Linked DNA regions of Homo sapiens: region 1 is linked to region 2. Evidence: read pairs that join two places in POLR2A ChIA-PET (ENCODE). Cell type or tissue: GM12878. All regions are shown on one strand. Links, peaks and the distances in the headings refer to the core of each region. The heading gives the core; the rest is flanking DNA. Region 1 overlaps PLCB3 (phospholipase C beta 3). Region 2 overlaps TTC9C (tetratricopeptide repeat domain 9C).

What was found. ChIA-PET counts read pairs that join two places held together with the same protein. Peaks named below come from ENCODE experiments on the same cell type or tissue, not always from the same donor. Only the 100,000 strongest peaks of a DNase experiment are listed, where the experiment ranks them.
Region 1: POLR2A ChIA-PET joins it to region 2 with 7 read pairs; 3 of 35 experiments call an interaction of 5 or more read pairs at or near these places.

The regions. Positions count from the first base shown.
Region 1 is chr11:64,256,861-64,261,245 of GRCh38, reverse strand. PLCB3 (phospholipase C beta 3) reads right to left here. Exons shown (of 31, transcript NM_000932.5): 11 at 2,533-2,773; 12 at 2,277-2,361; 13 at 2,002-2,188; 14 at 1,012-1,217. Among named protein-coding and RNA genes, the nearest start is that of PLCB3, 7.5 kb to the right of the region's middle. RefSeq lists enhancers at 1,205-1,304, 1,345-1,394. In GM12878, for the core only: no CTCF peak of the experiment used is centred there; no DNase peak of the experiment used is centred there; H3K27ac peaks cover 1,005 bases.
Region 2 is chr11:62,730,729-62,735,113 of GRCh38, reverse strand. All of the region lies in intron 1 of TTC9C (tetratricopeptide repeat domain 9C), which reads right to left. Among named protein-coding and RNA genes, the nearest start is that of TTC9C, 4.4 kb to the right of the region's middle. In GM12878, for the core only: a CTCF peak has its summit at 2,098; no DNase peak of the experiment used is centred there.

The DNA.
Region 1 (4,385 bases), core at 48-4,047, 1.5 Mb before region 2:
CGCCCTGGACACCACCCAGCTCAAGCAATTTTCCTGCCTCAGCCTCCCAAGTAGCTGGGATTACAGGCGCCCGCCACCTTGCCCGGCTAATTTATGTATTTTTAGTAGAGATGGGGTTTCACCATGTTGGCCAGGCTGGTCTGGAACCTCCCAACCTCAGGTGACTCGCCCACCTCAGCCTCCCAAAGTGCTGGGATTACAGGCATGAGCCACCTCGCCTGGCCCATATAGGTGTTATAATTATCATTACTTTTACTGAATCATTTGGGAGTAAATTATAGACATCATGACCCTTTACCCATAAATACTTCAGCATATATGGACATTCTCTTCTATAACTCCAATACAATAATTAAATTCAGGAAACAAAACATTAACATATTATCTAATATGTAGTCCATCTTTAAATTTCACTAATTGCTCCAGTAATTGTCTTTATAGCAATGATGTCTTTTTTTTTTTTTTTTTTTTTTGAGATAGTGTCTCCCTTTTTAGCCCACGTTGGAGTGCAATGGTGCAATCTCAGCTCACTGCAACCTCCACCTCCCAGGTTCAAGGGATTCTCATGCCTCAGCCTCCCGAGTAGCTGGGATCACAGGTGTGAGCCACCACGCCCAGCTCAGACTGATTTTTTCTGTACCATTCCTCACAGCTACTCAATGCTCCCCATGACAATGCTCCCCGCTCCTGCACCCCCTGGCCCTGCCCCAGGACCTTTGTACATGCTGTCCCCCTTCCTGAGGTCTCCCTGCCCCACCTCCCTGCCCAGGGTAGACTCCCTATCCTCTGCCAGTTCTGTACCCTAACTCGCACCTCCCAGGCCACATCACCAGCAGAACTGTATGCTTGTTTCCATGCCTGATGACTGAAGAGCCCTCCTCCCACCTTCACTCACACCCACACTGAGCCCCAGGAGGCAGGGGTGATGTCAGTCTTGTTGATGGTCAGACCCAGCCCCCTGGGAGGTAAATAGATGCTACCTCCCCGACCTGCCCACCCTGTGGGCCTGACCTCATCTGTAGTTGGCTTTTTGGGGTCTGTCTGTTCCTCCTCTTCCTCATCTTCCTCCTCATCCTCACGGTCAGCAGGTCCAAGAACATAGGGGCCTCGGTTCAGGCCCTCGTCACCCAGAGACTTCTGAGGCTCCAGGCTGGGCTTCTCAAGCCCTACCTCCTCCCCATTGCTCAGGCCTGGGCAGCTGTCAGAGCTGGGAGACCCTGCAGAGGACAGGGCCACAGGGTGAGGGGTCAGGACCACACAGCTGCTTAGGAAGTCTGGAGGGGTTTTTCCCAGTGTGTGCCGAGGTGACTCAGTGGGGAATTCAAGGGGTACTCTCAGGGCAGTGTGGCTTGGGGAGAGGCCAAGAGGTCGAGGTCAGATGGTATTAACCCAGTATGGGTTGAGAGGGGTCATAGGTCAAAGGTAAAGGTCTGCAGTGATATTCAGCAGGGAGGCAGATAGGGTGGTTCAGTGGGGTGAGAAGTCAGGAAGTAGCATACCACAGCCCTAATAGCGGGGTAAGGGATGACATAGAGAGGTTACAGGTCAGGGGTAAGTCAGAGCCATGTCTAAGGAGGGGGCATAGTGAGGTGAACAGTCAGGGGTGAGAGGTCAGAGGTCAGCTGAAATGATAACCAACTGGGCAGGTGAACTCAATGCGGGCTTAGGGGTCTGAGGTCACACCCAGTGTGGGATGTGGTTTACTGAGGTCAGAGGTCAGCCTTCAGAGCCATCACCGGGTTGTGGGAAGGCTCTGAGAGGTGAGAGGCTGAGGTTGGGAGTCAGGAGTTGGGGTGCAGCTGGGTGAGACGTGCACCTGAGGTCAGGGGTCAGAGGCCCCACACCAGCCGACAGGTGGTGAGGAGACAGGCCGGTTGTGGGAACAGGCGCACAGCGAGGCAGGAGGGTGGGCTGGGGGTCTGGGATGAAGTGTCACGGCGCCTGGAGCATGAGGCCAGAGGCTAGGGTCAAGTCAGGGTGGCGGGCCGGGCTGGGGCCTACCCAGCTGCGGGGAGGAGGGCTCGGTGGCCGCGGAGCTCTCGCTCAGGGCAGAATTGCTCTGCTCCAGGGGCCGCTTGCGCCCGGCGCTGTCTGGGCCACCTGCGCTGGGTCGGTGCCGCTTCTTGTTCTTCACCAGGATACGGCCCATCAGGTCCTGGGGGCTGGGCAGGGGAACGCCTGGGGCCAGCTGGGCAGGCATGGACGAGTCAGGGCCCTGGACCGGGTCCGCAGCACCCTGGCCCCCATGCCACCCCCCTCGCTCCGAGCTCCCGTACCGGGTACTTGTCCAGAGGCTCGATGAGTAGCGCGTCTCCAAAGATGGAGCGGCAGTACTCAGCCATCTTTGCCTGTTGCTTTGCCCTGCGGAACCGAGGTCAGAGGTCAGAGATCCCTCCCCCAGAGAGGAAGCTGAGGTCTACGGGACATGTCAGTGGCCGTTCGCAGGGTTGGAGGTCCCTGAGCAGTCCAACAGCACTGAAGCTGGAAGACTGTCCCCCGGTCCATGGGGTTTCATGCCAGGGGCTCACTCACGAGTCCACATGGTTCTCGAAGGAGAGGATGACGGGGTAGGGCGAGGTCTTGAAGGCAGTCTCGGCAATGGCCTCCAGCACGTCGCGCAGAGGCACCTCTGTGGTCATGGTGAAGCCGTGGGTAATGAAGGGTTCCTCCTCAGGCGGCCGTCCCTTCCACACGTCCAGCTCCACGCAGCGGCAGCCCCATAGTAGTGCCTGGCGGTACATCTCCACCGACGAGGTCCCAGCCAGCTGCCCCGCTGGGGCGGCGAGGCTCTGTCACCGAGGCCGCCCACCAGCCCAGCTCCTCACCACCCCGGCCCCACCTGGAACCAGGACATGCTGGATTTGCAGAGGGCTCTCCATCTCTCAGATGGATACCCACCACCTGTCCATCCCACCAGCGTGAGCTGGGGGGAGTCATCCCTGAGACTCACTATAGCTCCCCACTGCCTCAACAATCCCTCCCTCTCCTCACTCCCTCCACCCACCTCAGCCCTGGCACAGCTCACACCACCTCCTGTGTGGAAGACTCCAGCCCTCCCTGCCTCCAATCCAATCTCTTTTTTTTTTTTTTTTGAGACGGAACCTCGCTCTGTCACCCAGGCTGGAGTGCAGTGGCACAACCTCGGTTCACTGCAACCTCCGCCTCCCTGGTTCAAGCGATTCTCCTGCCTCAGCCTCCCGAGTAGCTGGGATTACAGTTGCCCACCACCATGCCTGGCTAATTTTTGTATTTTTAGTAGAGATGGGGTTTCACCATGTTGGCCAGGCTGGTCTCGAACTCCTGACCTCAGGTGATCCACACGCCTCAGCCTTTCAAAGTTCTGGGATTACAGGTGTGAACCACTGTGCCTGGCCTCAATCCAATCTCTATAGAGCACCTGGCATCATCCTTCTAAAAACATATCATATCAGGTCACATCACCTCTTCTGCTTCACCCTCCAAAAAGCCTCTTCCTCACACCCAGGATGAATCCAAGTGCCTCTAGGCCCCTGGGCTTAGCCCTGCCTTGCTCTCCCTCTCTTAGCAGGCACCTATCTCCAGCACTCTGCACCCTGCCGCACCAGCTTCCTTTCTGCTTTTTTATTATTTATTTAATTTTTTTTTTTAGAAAAGGGTCTCTCACTCTGTCACCCAGGCTGGAGTGCAGTGGTGCAATCACAGCTTACTCCTGCCTCAACCTTCCCAGAACCAAGCGATACTCCCACCTCACCCTCCCAAGCAGCTAGGACCACAGGCATGCGCCACTATGCCCAGCTAATTTTTTAAAAATTATTTGTAGAGATGGGGTCATGCTATGTTGCCCAGACTGGTCTCAAAACGTGGGCTCAAGTAATCTGCCTGCTTCAGCCTCCCAAAGTTCTGGGATTACAGGCATGAGTCACCGCACCCAACCCCCTTCCAGCCTCTTAAAAGCACCCTGCAGGCTGGGCGAGGTGGCTCATGCCTATAATCCCAGCACTTTGGGAGGGCGAGGCAGGCGGATCACCTGAGGTTGAGAGTTTGAGACCAGCCTGACCAACATGGAGAAACCCCATCTCTACTAAAAATACAAAATTAGCCGGGCGTGGTGGCGAATGCCTGTAATCCCAGCTACTTGGGAGGCTGAGGCAGGAGAATCGCTTGAACCTGGGAGGCAGAGGTTGCGCTGAGCCTAGATCGTGCCATTGCACTCCAGCCTGGGCAACAAGAGCGAAACTCTGTCTCAAAAAAAAAAAAAAAAAAAAAAAAGGACCCTGAAGTCTCTCCTGCTGCAGGCCCTAACACAAGCTGTTCCAGCCCTTCCCTGGGAAAGCCACCATGAGGCCCCACTGCTCAGGGCTGGCTGCCTGTTCCCTGCCTGCATCCCCAGCACTGGCCAATGAATG
Region 2 (4,385 bases), core at 77-4,076:
GAGATCAGCCTGACAACATGGAGAAACCCCGTCTCTACTGAAAATAAAAATTAGCCAGGTGTGGTGGCGCATGCCTGTAATCCCAGCTACTCGGGAGGGTGAGGCAAGAGAATCGCTTGGACCTGGGAGACGGAGGTTTCGGTGAGCCGAGATCGTGCCATTGCACTCTAGCCTGGGGAACAAGAGTGAAACTTTGTCTCAAAACAAAACAAAAAATTCATATATCTTGTAATCTACTTCAATATTTACTGATTTTCTGCTACATATTTAGTAGCCAGTTAGGCTTGGCTATAAAGCTGGTAAGAACATACTTTAAAATTTATTTAAAACTCGGCTGAGCATGGTGGCTCATGCTGTAATCCTAGCACTTTGGGAGGCTGAGGTAGGAGATTTGCTTGAGCCCAGGAGTTCAAGACCAGCCTGGGCAACATAGTGAGACCCTCCCCTGTCCCTTTTTTTTGGCAGAGTATTCACTGCAGTGTTATAAGAAGTGTATTCCGAATAACAAATGTATTCTTTTTTTATTATTTTTTTAAGACAGAGTCTCACTCATCAGCTAGGCTGGAGTGCAGTGGCATGATCTTGGCTCACTGCAACCTCCAGGTTCAACCAATTCTTCTGCCTCAGCCTCCCGAGTAGCTGGGATTACCCATGTCCAGCTAATTTTTGTGTTTTCAGTAGAGATGGGGTTTCACCATGTTGGCCAGGCTGTTCTCAAACTCCTGACCTCAAGTGATCTGTCCACCTTGGCCTCCCAAAGTACTGGGATTATAGGCATGAGCCACTATGCCCAGGTGAGACCCTATTTTTTTTTTTGAGATGGAGTCTCGCTCTGTCGCCCAGGCTGGAGTGCAATGGCGCGATCTCAGCTCACGGCAACCTCCGCCTCCTGGGTTCAAGTGATTCTCCTGCCTCAGCTTCCCGAGTAGCTGGGATTACAGGCACACATCACCATGCCCGGCTAATTTTTGTATTTTTGTAGAGATGGGTTTTCGCCATGTTGGCCAGGCTTGTCTTGAACTCCTGACCTCAGGTGATTCGCTGGCCTCAGCCTCCCAATGTACTGGGATTATAGACGTGAACCACCCTGCCCAGCCCCCTCATTATTATTATTATTTTTTGAGATGGAGGTCTCGCTCTGTCGTGCAGGCTGGAGTGCAGTAGCGTGATCTTGGCTCATCGCAACCTCTGCCTCCCAGGTTCAAGTGATTCTTCTGCCTCAGCCTCCTGAGTAACTGGGATTATAGGCGCTCACCACCATGCCTGGCTAATTTTTGTATTTTTAGTACAGACGGGGTTTCACCATGTTGGTCAAGCTGGTCTCGAACTCCTGACCTTGTGATCCACCTGCCTCTGCCTCCCAAAGTGCTGGGATTACAGGCGTGAGTCACTGTGCCCGGCCCCATTAATTTTTTATATAAAATTAGATATGCAGTGAGCCGAGATTGTACCACTGCACTCCAGCCTGGGTTATGGAGCAAGACTCCATCTTAAAAAAAAAAAATTAGATAAATTACAATTTTTTAAAAAACAAACTAACCTTCATTGTATCTCTTCTACCTGAGGCTCTATGTCCTGAATCCCCCATTTCACCACAGTTCTTGTACTGCAGCTTTGTTAATAATGGTTGCCATTAATTGTCAGGAAATGGCAAGCGCTGTGCTATGTGCTTGATATACACTGTCTTGTTTAATCTTCGCATCTACACTATTAAATAGGTGTTACTATCTTCATTTAGTGGATGAAGAAATCAAGACTCAGACAAATAACTTGTCTAAGATCTTACAGGTTCTAGGTGGAATATGAAATTTGAATGAAGTGTTGTCTAACTCCAAAATCATCATTCTCAGTAACAATACAGCATATAACTTCACTATTCTCTTGGATGACTTAATGGGACCTTGAAATACAAACCTGCAGAGGAGTCAATTCAGGCAATTCAGGTCAATGTTCTGCCTTTTTATGATTAAGAAGGGAAACACTCCCTATTTCACAACTGTGGGAATTAAACATAGTATTATTAAATCATGGTGCTGAGAAAGATCAAGAATCAGCAGTGATGAGCACATTAAAGGGCCTGTGCTGATGTCTGTATCCCTTCTACAACATCCCCACCAAGTGGTCAAAAAAAAAAAAAAAAAGTGGAGGAATACAGAAGAAACAAGTAAATGAATTTTTTGTTTGTTTGTTTTTAGACAGAGTCTCCCTCTGTTGCCCAGGCTGGAGTGCACTGGTACGATCTTGGCTGACTGCAACCTCCACATCCCAGGTTCAAGCGATTCTCTTGCCTCAGCTTCCCAAGTAGCTGGGACTACAGGCACCTGCCACCACACCCAGCTAATTTTTAAAATATTTTTAATAGAGATGGAGTTTCACCATATCAGCCAGGATGGTCTCCATCTCCTGACCTCGTGATCTGCCTGTCATGGGCTCCCAAAGGGCTGGGATTACAGGCGTGAGCCACCGCACCTGGCCCAAGTAAATTAATTTTTTTTTTTTTTGAGACGGAGTTTTGCTCTTGTTGCCCAGGCTGGAGTGTGCAATGGCGCGATCTTGGTTCACCACAACCTCCGCCTCCCAGGTTCAAGCAATTCTCCTGCCTCAGCCTCCCTAGTAGATGCGATTACAGGCATGCACCACCACGCCTGGCTAATTTTTTTGTATTTTTAGTGCAGATGGGTTTCTCCATGTTGGTCAGGCTGGTCTTGAACTCCTGACCTCAGGTGATCCGCCCACCTCGGCCTCCCAAAGTGCTGGGATTACAGACATGAGCCACCATGCCCGGCCCAAGTAAATTAATTTTTAAAAGTGCTTTAAGAGGCTGGACGCAGTGGCTCACGCCTGTAATGCCAGCACTTTGGGAGGCTGAGGCAGGCAGATCATGAGGTCAGGAGATCGAGACCATCCTGGCTAACACGGTAAAACCCCGTCTCTACTAAAAATACAAAAAATTAGCCAGGCGTGGTGGCGGGCGCCTGTAGTCCCAGCTACTCGGGAGACTGAGGCAGGGGAATGGTGTGAACCCAGGAGGCAGAGCTTGCAGTGAGCCAGAATTGCGCCACTGACGCCAGCCTGGGCGACAGAGTGAGACTTGGTCTCAAAAAAAAAAAAAAAAAAAAAAAAAGTGCTGACCAGGCGCGGTGGCTCACACCTGTAATCCCAGCACTTTGGGAGGCCAAGGCGGGAGGATCACTAGGTCAGGAGATGGAGACCATCCTGGCTAACAAGGTGAGACCCCGTCTCTACTAAAAATACAAAAAAAAAATTAGCTGGGCGTGGTGGTGGGCGCCTGTAGTCCCAGCTATTCGGGAGGTTGGGGCAGAACGGCATGAACCTGGGAGGCAGAGCTTGCGGTGAGATCACGCCACTGCACTCCAGCCTGGGCGACAGAGCAAGACTCTGTCTCAAAAAAAAAAAAAGTGCTTTAAGAAAAATAAAACTATGTCGGGACAGAGAATGAATGAAGTCAGAGTGCTGTTTGCTTCTGGAAGGCTTTTTGGTGGGAGGAATCGGGGGACAGAGTCTTACTTGCTCTGTCACCCAGGCTGGAGGGCAGTGGCCCAATCTTGGCTCACTGCAGCCCCGGCCTCCCATGCTCAAGACATTGGCCCACCTCAGTTTCCAGAATAGCTGGGACTACCGGCAAGCACAACCATGCCTGGCTAATTTTTGTATTTTTTGTAGAGACCGGGTTGCGCCACATTTCCCAGGCTGGTCTTGAACTCCTCGGCCTACCAAGGTGTTGGGATTACAGTTGTGAGCCACTGCACCAGCTACAGAAGGCTTCTCTAAGGAAGCAACTTTTGAGTCCAAATCTGGATAAGTGTCATTCAAGGGACAGGGCATTCTAGCTGGAAAGACAGCCTACAAAAGTGTGAAGGTGGAAATGTACTTTGGACATTAAGTGTATAAAAGGGCCAGTTTGGGAAGGGCATGGTGGCTCACACCCATAATCCCAGCACTTTGGGAGGCCGAGGTGGGTGGCTCACCTGAGGTCAGGAGCTCGAGACCAGCCTGGCCAACATGGCAAAACCCCGTCTCTACTAAAAATACCAAAATTAGCCAGGCATGGTGGCAGGTGCCTGTGATCCCAGCTACTTGGAAGGCTGAGGCAGGAGAATCGCTTGAACCTGGAAGGCAAAGGTTGCAGTGAGCTGAGATCACGCCACTGCACTCCAGCCTGAGCAACAGAGTGAGACACCGTCTCAAAAAAAAAAATAAATAAATAAAATAAAAAATAAGGCCAGGCGTGGTGGCTCAAGCCTGTAATCCCAGCACTTTGGGAGGCCGAGGTGGGCGGATCACCTGAGGCTGGGAGTTTGAGACCAGTCTGACCAACATGAAGAAATCCCATCTCTACTAAAAATACAAAATTAGCAGGGCAT